3 separate regions of the Homo sapiens genome follow, and regions 1 and 3 are each linked to region 2. The links are chromatin contacts, found by Hi-C in ENCODE. All regions are on one chromosome and are shown on one strand. The core of a region is the stretch at or near the end of the contact, and the rest is flanking DNA. Distances in the headings are between cores, read along the strand shown.

Evidence for each region. Hi-C counts contacts between places; a loop is a spot of excess contacts on that map. Pooled maps may share reads with other maps.
Region 1: a loop to region 2 is called in a map of CD4-positive, alpha-beta T cell, with 17 times the contacts of the local background. The contact joins the promoter of MSH2 here to the promoter of LRPPRC in region 2. A Hi-C loop is called at or near these places in 2 of 168 maps with a recorded cell type or tissue (CD4-positive, alpha-beta T cell and CD8-positive, alpha-beta T cell) and 6 of 50 pooled maps.
Region 3: a loop to region 2 is called in a pooled map, with 10 times the contacts of the local background. The contact joins the promoter of FBXO11 here to the promoter of LRPPRC in region 2. A Hi-C loop is called at or near these places in 6 of 50 pooled maps.

What each region holds. Positions count from the first base shown.
Region 1 is chr2:47,401,258-47,404,588 of GRCh38, reverse strand. MSH2 (mutS homolog 2) reads right to left here and starts at 1,433. Exons shown (of 16, transcript NM_000251.3): 1 at 1,187-1,433. The coding sequence starts at 1,397. RefSeq lists enhancers at 847-906, 273-981, 982-1,692, 1,697-1,746.
Region 2 is chr2:43,993,772-43,997,263 of GRCh38, reverse strand. It overlaps LRPPRC (leucine rich pentatricopeptide repeat containing), which reads left to right and starts at 1,275. Exons shown (of 38, transcript NM_133259.4): 1 at 1,275-1,465. The coding sequence starts at 1,317. RefSeq lists enhancers at 998-1,277, 1,073-1,724 and a silencer at 1,378-1,697.
Region 3 is chr2:47,905,248-47,908,464 of GRCh38, reverse strand. FBXO11 (F-box protein 11) reads left to right here and starts at 1,967. Exons shown (of 23, transcript NM_001190274.2): 1 at 1,967-2,976. The coding sequence starts at 2,745. LOC100506235 (a long non-coding RNA gene) reads right to left here and starts at 2,915. Exons shown (of 2, transcript NR_187636.1): 1 at 2,666-2,915; 2 at 298-1,147. RefSeq lists an enhancer at 1,021-1,805 and silencers at 1,875-1,974, 2,465-2,654, 3,015-3,134, 3,145-3,194.

The DNA.
Region 1 (3,331 bases), core at 184-2,683, 3.4 Mb before region 2:
CAACGCCAATCTACCTCGTTTCAAGCCCTCTCCCTAGCAAACTTCTAGTCCACCAAGACTCAACGTGGACTTTGGTGTCTCATATAACGCCTCTTCCGTTGTATGAGACTCTTCCAAAGTCTTCCGTCTTTGGCGATCCTGCCTTGGCGCCTCTTGTAACCTCTTACAAGCTCACCTCCATAAGCCTCCAACTTGAATTGTAATTATTTCTGCCTTGCTGTCCAATAGTGATCTCTATGAAAGTAGAGGTATTTCTTTTTTCATCTAGTGTCCATAACCCTGCCTAACACATTTATATCTAACGAATGAAACATTTTTCATCAGGAGTATCGCATTTGCACTAGTCCTCTAGTCAGGACTAGAATCCACAACTCTGCTCCCCCTAGGATGCTCTTTTCATTAGCATAACTACATAGCTGCAAGAAAGCGCAAAGAAAACAGGGAGAGAAGAGGTTAACTAGGCCTATCCAGAACATTTGGCCCACATAGGGTGAGACGTTTGTAGCTTTCCAGGGAGAGATAATCCTGGATAGATGGGGTCGGGTGACGGAGAGCACTGAATGCTGAGCTGAAGCAGATAGCGTCCATGACTGGCCCAAGGTCACACGTTAATAAGCAGAGGGGCAGCGACTTGATCCCAAGCAGCCCAGCTCCAGAGTCCGTTGGTCCTGACCACTTCATCATACTGCTCTTCAACGGCGCTCCATTACCAGACCCTTAGCTGGACCGGCGGTATAAATGGGAGCGTCGTGGGAGCAGAATTACGTGTCATAAAAGGGTCTCCTAAACCCCCAGTCTATTTTAAATCTCACTCCTGGCTGCTGTTTGTTAATAAGAGATTCTGGCCGTGTTTGTAATGAGCGCTACATGTAGGGCCAAGGCGAGGAATGCGACTGCTGGAAAATGAACTAGAACAATGCATTAAAATGCCTGGCACGACGTAAACACTCCGTGATCACAAGTTCAGATCCGGGGCGGCTGGAGAGGCACGGGTTTCAGGGCTGAGGGGGGCGTCCCTCCGGAGCCAAGCAGAACCTGGGGACGGCGGAATCCGCACAAGCACCAACGTTCCGCCCCCGTGCCTCCGCACTGGAGAGGCTGCTCACCGCCCACTCTCTGAGGCGGGAAAGGAGCCGCGCCACAAGGCCCCGGGTCCCTCCCCAGCACGCGCCGTCCCGGCCCTCACCTGCCGGCCCCATGTACTTGATCACCCCCTGGGTCTTGAACACCTCCCGGGCGGCCAGCAGCGCGTCCTCGCCGTGCGCCGTATAGAAGTCGCCCCGGTCGAAAAGGCGCACTGTGGTGGTCGGCTTCTCCGGCATGCCCTGAAAGAAGCGCACGAAGCCGACCTCGGCCGCGCTCTCCAACTGCAGCGTCTCCTTCGGCTGCACCGCCATGTCGAAACCTCCTCACCTCCTGGTTGAAGAAAATGCGCGACCCCACACCCACTAAGCTGTTTCCCGCCTCCCCTCCCACGTCCCCCGAGCGGCGTCCGGCCACGGCGACCACACCCAATCAGCTTCCAGGGCTGCGTTTCGGTGGGTGGGAGTCTGCCGCGGCAACCAATCATAAGCAGACGCGGCCCAGCTTCCCGCGCACGCTGGTGACTTTAGCTACTGCGCATGCCTGCGCCTAGGTCGCGCGGAAACCCGCAGACGCGCATCCTTAGTAGAGCTCCTTTCTGTGTTTACTCAGCTGCAAGGCTTGAAGCCCCTGGGTGGGGTGTATGCAAGGGTAGGTTGCCACCAGGTGGGAGATTTCCGGCAGGCACTGAGCTCGTAATGTGCCCGGAAGCATGGGAGTAACATCAGAAGGAAACTTGAAAACAAAAAAAAAACTAGCCTTCCTCCTCCTCCCAGTATTTTGTTAAAACGTGTGCCCCTCTCCGACTGCCTCCCTTTTTCTTTCTAAGCAAACTGCCAACATCGGGATTACGGGTTTATTCTACACAGCCTCCTTACTGCTGCCTGTTAGCCACATTATCGTTTCATCCACTCGTTGATGATTCACTCATTCGAAAACATTTATATGGCCTGCTATGTCCCAGACTCTTCTTGGCTCTGAGGATCGCCAGTAAAAAGAAAAATCACTGCCTTTATTCTGCTTACATTCTAATATGAGAAAATTCAGATAATGAATATAGCAAGTAAATGAAATGGTACGTTAGAAGATATGCGTTTGTGGCAGGGCGCGGTAGCTCACGCCTGTAATCCCAGCAATTTGGGAGGCCGAGGTGGGCGGATCACTTGAGCCCAGGAGATTGACACCATCCTGGGCAACATGGTAAAACCCACGTCTGTGATCCCAGATATTAGCAGGGCTGAGGCGAAAGGATCACCTGAGCCCGGGAGGTCGAGGCTGCGGTGAGCCGTAAATTGTGCCACTGCACTCCAGCGTGGGCGACAGATTGAAAACCCTGTCTCAAAAAATACAAAATAAAATAAATAAAAAGACAAACGTTTGACGCCAGGCGTGGTGTCACACGCCATAATCCCAGTACTTTGGGAGCACGAGCCAGGAGGATCGTTTGAGCCCAGGAGGTCTTCTGCCGTCAGCTATGTTCACGCCACTGCACCGCAGCTGGGGCGACAGAGCGAGAGACCCCGTCTTGAGGGGGGGTAGGGGAAGACCAGTTAAGGAAGAGGAAGGTTGAAATTTTAAAATGTTAGCAAACAGCCAGGCGCAGTGGCTCACGCCTGTAATCCCAGCGTATTGGGAGGCCAACGCGGGTGGATCACCTGAGGTCCGGAGTTTGAGACCAGCCTGGCCAACATGGCGAAACCCCGTCTCTACTAAAAATACAAAAATTACCGGGCATAGTGGTGGGCGCCTGTAATCACAGCTACTCGAGAGGCTGAGGCAGGAGAATCTCTTGAACCTGGGAGGTGGAGGGGGCAGTGAGCGAAGATCGCGCCACTACACTCCAGCCTCGGTGACAGAGCGAGACTCTGTCTCAAAAAATAAATAAAATGTTATCAAACACCTGAAGGAGCTCAGGATCCATCCTGCAAAATTAACTCTTAGAAAAGGTTTTTGCTGGCCGGGCGCGGTGGCTCACGCCTGTAATCCCAGCACTTTGGGAGGCCGAGGCGGGCAGATCACCTGAGGTCAGGAGTTCGAGACCAGCCTGACTAACATGGTGAACCTCCGTCTCTACTAAAAACACACACAAAATTAGCCGGGTGTAGTGGTGGGCACCTGTAATCCCAGCTACTTGGGAGGCTGAGGCAGGAGAATCCCTTGAACCTGGGAGGTGGAGGTTGCAGTGAGCCGAGGTCGCGCCATTGCACTCCAGCCTGGGCAACAGGGTGAGACTCTGTCTCAAAAAAAA
Region 2 (3,492 bases), core at 26-2,525:
AAACAGTCACTTCGGAAATGACCGTGGGAGGGCTTCCAGAGGAAATACCCGCCGCGTTTGCCTCGTGATAGGTAGGGGACAGGCAGGTGTAGAGGGAGTGGAAGGCTGTTCTCAGCTTCCCACGTGTGCACAGGGAACCGATCCAGTCTGTAAGCCCTGTGAAGGCAGCGACGTGGTTTTTTTGTTTTGTTTTAGACAGAGTCTCGCTGTGTCACCCAGGCTGGAGTGCAATGGCGCCATCTTGGCTCACTGCAACCTCCACCTCTCGGGTTCAAGCAATTCTCCTGCCTCAGCCTCCCGAGTAGCTGAGATTACAGGCGCCCGCCACCACGCCCGGCTAATTTTTTGTATTTTTAGTACAGATGGGGTTTCACCATGTTGGCCAGGCTGGTCTCCAACTCCTGACCTCAGGTGATCCACCCGCCTCGGCCTTCCAAAGTGATGGGATTACAGGCGTGAGCCACTTCGCCAGCGATGGGTTTAACTTGCCAGTTTTCTCCCCATATTTGGCTGGAGACTCTTAATTACATTGTTCTTTTACTTCTCACATGTATATGTGCATTTACTGAAGGGAGAGGCGCGGTAGGGGTGGAGGGTTGGGGAAGAGAGTCAGTTCAATTCCAGCTTTAAAACTATAGGATTTTTGGTAGAATTCATTTATTTTCTAAAGCGAGGCCCCGCGTACGCGCTTAGGGTGGGGACCTGCGCGTTCCTTTACACTGTTCCCAGGCCCTGATAATCCACATCCTATCATGTTGAACCTGGGAGGCAAACGGCAAGGTGCAAAAGACCTCCACGGTTTCTCCGGCCCGCGTTTCTGAGAGTGAAGGGCCGTTCCTATTGGACATGGCGTCAGGGCTGAACGTTAGCAGCAACATCTGCACTCGGGGGCGGGGGAAACCTTCCCACGTCCTGGGATCTTCATAGTCGGCTCTCCTCGAGAGTTCTCGGTATTTTTACTAGTTGGCCTCCCACAAGCCTCTGCGCCAACCTGGGAGGAGTTGACCTCTTGCGGCTCTACCAACAGAGGAGTGCAGGGGTGCAGCGAATGAACACGATGCCCAGATCGGAGACGGAAGACGGAAAAGAAAAGCTTCGATAATGAATCAAGCAACATCGTTTATGTAAATATTACATTGGGTCTTCTGTCCTCGGAGAAGTGCGGTTTTCCATCTTCCAACCTAAAACAATCCGTCGCTCCCCCCACATTTGGCACGCCCGGCAGTTGGTCTCTGCCGCGCCAGGCTACCCTGCGGTCACATGCTCCTCCTGTCCTTCTGGCGGAGCGTGCTTCCCGCTGCGGGGACGTTCGAGCAATGGCAGCCCTGCTGAGATCCGCGCGTTGGTTGCTGCGTGCCGGGGCGGCCCCGCGCCTCCCGCTCTCCCTGCGCCTCCTCCCTGGCGGCCCGGGCCGGCTGCATGCCGCCTCCTATCTGCCCGCCGCTCGCGCCGGGCCCGTGGCCGGGTGAGTGCCCAGGCCCTTTCTCCAGGCAAGCTGCGGCGCCAGGGTCCCCCGGGGTCGTGGGTGCCGGCAGGGACCGGGTCCTGCCTGTGCTCGCCACCCTTCTCCCCGCCCCAGGACCTAGCCTCCCCGGGCTCCGCACCACGCTCCCTACCAGGGGTTTTCGGGTGACAGGGTTAAGCGCCTTCAGAAGGTCACGGCTGTGGGCATGGCCTGCCTCCGGCTTGAATCCTGCCCCCGCCACTTCAGCCTGGACCTTACTGCCCTCGGGGTACCCATGGTCAACGAAGATGAGGGGGGCTTTGAAGACTGCTTTGGGAAGTCGGGTGGTGGTCTTTTCCTTACACTTGGCCAGCTTGGGTGGTGTCCCACGTGCGGTCACCGTTGGTGATCAGTAACCACCTAGCATTTAGATATTGGAAATTTAGCTTTTTGCGAGGGATGGGGCGGCGAGGAGTGGGTTGGGAGTTTGGGTGAGCCACGGATGACTTAAAGCTGGACGCTGGATTATGATCACTTTGGGCTTTTGCCTGCGTTCTCTTGAATGGAGTTTTCCTTCAGCATTTAAGAAGGTGTTGCGCGAGTTGGGCTGGAGTGCAGTGGCGCGATCTCAGCTCACTGCAACTTCCGCTTCCCGGGTTCAAGCGATTCTCCTGCCTCAGCCTCCCGAGTAGCTGGGATTACAGGTGTGCGCCACCATGCCAGGCTAACTTTTGTACTTTTAGTAGAGACTGGGTTTCACCATGTTGGCCACGCTAGTCTCGAACTCCTGACTTCAAGCGATCCTCCTGCCTCGGCCTCCCAAAGTGCTGGGATTACAGGTGTGAGCCACCGCTCCCGTCCTGTAAGTGTCTTTGAATGAATGAGCACATGCAAGGCACTCTGTTGGAATCTGGGGATGCAAAGGCAAGTTAAACTCTAAGTGGGTGTCAGATAGGCGAATAAATGCTCTCATGGTTTGAGGTTTATCAGAGATAGGTTTGGTATAGACTTTTGTAGTGGAGGGGAAAAGAAAAGTTGGTGAAAGTGTTCATTTGGTTATTAATAGTATTCTGACCACCAGAGAAGGGGAGATAGGTGCTGAGCTTTTAGCATTGGAGAAAAAATGATTTTGAAAGACTGATGCTTGTAAATTAAGGTACTTTGAGAGCTCGCGTAAGGACTGAGAGCCAGGGATCTGCAGTAGGCTGGGCCCAGACTGCAGCCTACTCCAGATTTATCTGCATTTTATCCTCAAATTATCTGCATTATGCCATTAGAGAAGTTACTTAACATCTCCAGGCCTCAGCTTCCTTAGCTATAAGGTGGGAGTAGTAGTAGTGTTAGGAATATTGCAGAATTATCTGTATTAAGCACTTAGTATAGGGCCTGATGCCTAGTAAGTGCTTTGTTGGTTACTACAGGAGTCATAATATCTACGGTTATGCGGACCTTCATGGACCAGCCTGAACACCTAATCTCGCCATAAAATTACGTGGAGGAAATAATTTATGATTTCTTAACAACTTAGTTATAATCTTTGGAATGGAGCGTACTTGTAATTTGGAGTCTGCCTATATTTTCTTATTGGGCTTGAACAGTTAACTTTCCGAAATCATGCCTCTGAGCACAGAACTATATACATCTCTTGGCTTTCAGAGTTTCTTTTGAGAAAGTTGTGCCCATTACTCTTATTTTTCTAATCCTCAGCATTTCTGTGAGGCCAGGGGAAGGTCCACATTTTCTTTTATCTTCACTGTTGCATTTGAGGAGAACTGAATAAAGAGAGAACATAGTTTAGTAGAAAGGGTGGTCTCGGTGTTCATCAGACCTGGGTTCTGTTTACTTACTGCGTAATCTCAGCCATCTTACTAACCTGTCTGTTCCTCAGTTTCATTATCTGTAAAGGCCTTTCCCCCTTATCTTTGTAAAGTTGCTTTCTTATCATTCAGATCTCAAATGTCTCTTCAGGGAAGCCTTACCTCAACACTCAATCCAAAACATGCCGGTCCCACTGTAGATTTATTCGTGGCACACCTCACTTGTCTGAT
Region 3 (3,217 bases), core at 718-3,217, 3.9 Mb before region 2:
TAAAACAAGGCATTTTACTGCCATATGTCAGAGAATTGTTGCAATAAACTTAGAAATCTAGGGTATGTAAAAGATACCCCTTATACCACATATAACAACCCTAAACCCCGCCCCTCCCATTAATATATTAGAAGGAGAGTTGGGGAAATAAAAGGTGAAAGCAGTTATGTTTTTTAAAAAATTGAGATGATGTGGGGACTTGAAGTTAAAATTACAGAAAATAAACAAGCTACATTTTCTTTACATCTGAATTAATGTAAGTAAAACTTCCACTCTGCCACACCAAAATACAAACTCTTTATGCCCAATATTTTCCTTTTATTAGTATTTCCCATAACACCTTATATACATATTAATGCATACACGGAAGGAGCCAAAAAGTACTTGTCAAATAAAAAAGTAAATTTTTAGAAAAATCAGAAATGATGGACACACTTATATGTATAACGTAATTTTCCTGTACTTTTACTTTTCCCCTATGTTTATTTGAACAAACCTAAAATTGTACCCATTTGCACCTAGCTAACCACCATAAAAATTTGGAGTTCTCCAGCTGTTTTGTAACAGCTGTCCTCCTCAAATATTTTTTTGAGAAACAAACATAGACCTACGTTTCTCTATTTTTCTGGACTAAAGAGAGATCATCTCAAAATCACAGAACTCTTAAAAATTGAAAACAGGATCATGTAGTCTAAAATAAGTTCTTATTTAAACTTGGGAGGTGAGGGGGGCGGGGCTGACATCTAGAAAGGTGAAGTACTTTGCCTGTAGTCACACACCAAGTCTGGGACTCAACACACAGGCTCGCCTCTTTGCGTCTCTCCCTCCTTCCAAAATACATTTTCCTCCCTCTCAAAAGCTTTATCACGCTTTGTAGTTGCTTAATTATCTATGTCAAACCTAGAGAGCAACTGATGACACTCAGAGACATCGCCCAAAGTTCTGAAAACCAGATAATCAGATAAACTGCCAGTTTTACCACATCCAAAAAATGCACAACAAAAGAGAGAAGGGGGAGAATCGAGAATACATTTTCAGCCGCAAGGCAATAAAAACACGTTTCCCTTGGAGAGAGATTATGTTGGGGGCATCAGGTATAAAGGTAATTCCTGTTGAGGGTTTTTCTTTTCCTTGCAGTTTGTGGGACCTAAAAAAAAAAAATTAAAAATTAAATCACATAAACAATCACAACATCAACACATTTACTTCTCTCCTCTCACATATTATTTTCCCACACATTGTATACACTTCTTCAAAGAACAAATCAAATTGGCCAAAGGTCAAAGCCTTTTCAAGGTTTAGATGATATACGATTAGGCACCGACTCCAAACTTCGCTTACCAAGCCCAAAGCTCGGAGACGGAAATCTTCAGGGTTTGCAAATACCCTCAGCTTGGCTAAAGGGCACGAAATCTCTAGCGCTCCCTACAGCTCAGATTTTGAACCCACCTACCACAGAAAACCCGAGTTACCAAAGATTGGCTCCCTCGTTCCACTTTTTTTTCAGCTCAAAAAAATCGGGTGAAGGTTGGGGTAGGGGGGAAGCTGAAACGGCGAACCGAAGGATTAATCACTTCTCCCCATTACATCAGCAACCCCCGCCCTTTCCTCCGAGCACCTCCTCTCCCAGAATCGTCGCTACGCACTGGCGCTCTCTTCGCCCACCCCCTGCTCTATTATTTGCCCTGATACCTCCCCATTATCACCCGCCCCGCCACACTCCCCCTTTCCTCTTTCCCCCTCCTAGGCGGGGGAGGGAGGAAACCCGAGAGAGGAAACAGGGCGTTGAAGGGACTTCGCGATAAGAGCGGAGGCCCCATTGGCCGGAAGGTTGTACGGGCGCCTTAGATTGGCCGCCTGGACGGAATCCCCGCCCCTCCTTTCCCCGCCCACCCACCCCTCCCCCCGCCGCCCCGCGGCCCTCCCCCGCGCCCCCGGCCAGCCCCGCGGCGGGGAGGGACCGACTGGGCGAGTGGAGGCTCCGGCGGTGTCAATGGCTCCTCCTGCCACGGAGCAGCAGCAGAAGCAGCGGCGACAGGGCTGACGAGGAGGAGGAGGAAAGGTTCCTTTAAGGAGGAGGAAGGACGACGCCTCTTTTTCCCCCTATCTCCTCCCTTCACACTCATTTCCCCTTCGCCGAGGAGAGAAGGGGGGGAGGAGAGAGAAGAGACCGAAGAAAGAGAGAAAAATTCCTCACAGAAATCTCTTTCAGGGGGTGTGGGGGGGAGGAAGAGGGAAAAAAAAGAGCCGGGCGCCCCCTGCTCCCTCCCTCCCTTCTCTCCCTCTCTTTTTCTCCCTTCCTCACCCGCCCGCCCACTCCCCCCGCTGCCGGAGACGCCGCTCGCGAGTCGGCGGGACCGGGATCTGTCTCTTCAGCCGCCGCCGCCGCCGCCGCCGCGCTTCGCCTCGGGATCCCCAAGCGGCGGACGCCCTTTCTTTCTTTCTCTCGGTCTGCCCGTCTTTCTGCCTTCGTCCCTCGCGGCCGCCCCGCCCGGCGGCTTCGGCCTTCCCCGTGCGTCAGGCCCTCCCGGCCGGCCTCGCTCGGTCTCCGTCTGTCTACCCGGGCCTTTCTCCGGACTCGGGGTCCCGCTCGCCCCCTCCGCCCTCAGCGTCTCCCCTTCCCCTCGCCCCCTCTCCTTCCTCCCCCCTCTCCCACTCTCCCCACCCCTTTCTCCTGCCCCGAAGCTCGCTGTGCGTGTGCGTGTGTGTGTCCCTCCGCCAACGCCGCCACCTCAGCCCGGCAAATGAACTCCGTCCGAGCCGCCAACCGGAGACCCAGGCGAGTGTCGCGGCCGCGCCCGGTGCAGCAACAGCAGCAGCAGCCCCCGCAGCAGCCGCCGCCGCAGCCGCCCCAGCAGCAGCCGCCCCAGCAGCAGCCTCCGCCGCCGCCGCAGCAGCAGCAGCAGCAGCAGCCTCCGCCGCCGCCACCGCCGCCTCCGCCGCTGCCTCAGGAGCGGAACAACGTCGGCGAGCGGGGTAAGGCCGCGCTACCTCCCAACCGCCCGCCTTCCCGGGCACCGCGGGAAGGGAGGCCGGGGCGGGCGGGCGGGCGGGCGGGCGGGGGCGGCCTGCGCGCCCTGGGGGTGGGAGACCCAAGCTGAGCGGAGGCGGGTCCCCCGGTGCCGCAGTGTCAGCCCGGGCCGGGCCCGGCCGGCAGGAAAAGCCGCGGCTTCCCTTCTCGCCTGGGCTCTCGCTCAGGCCGCGCTTTGTTTGGTTT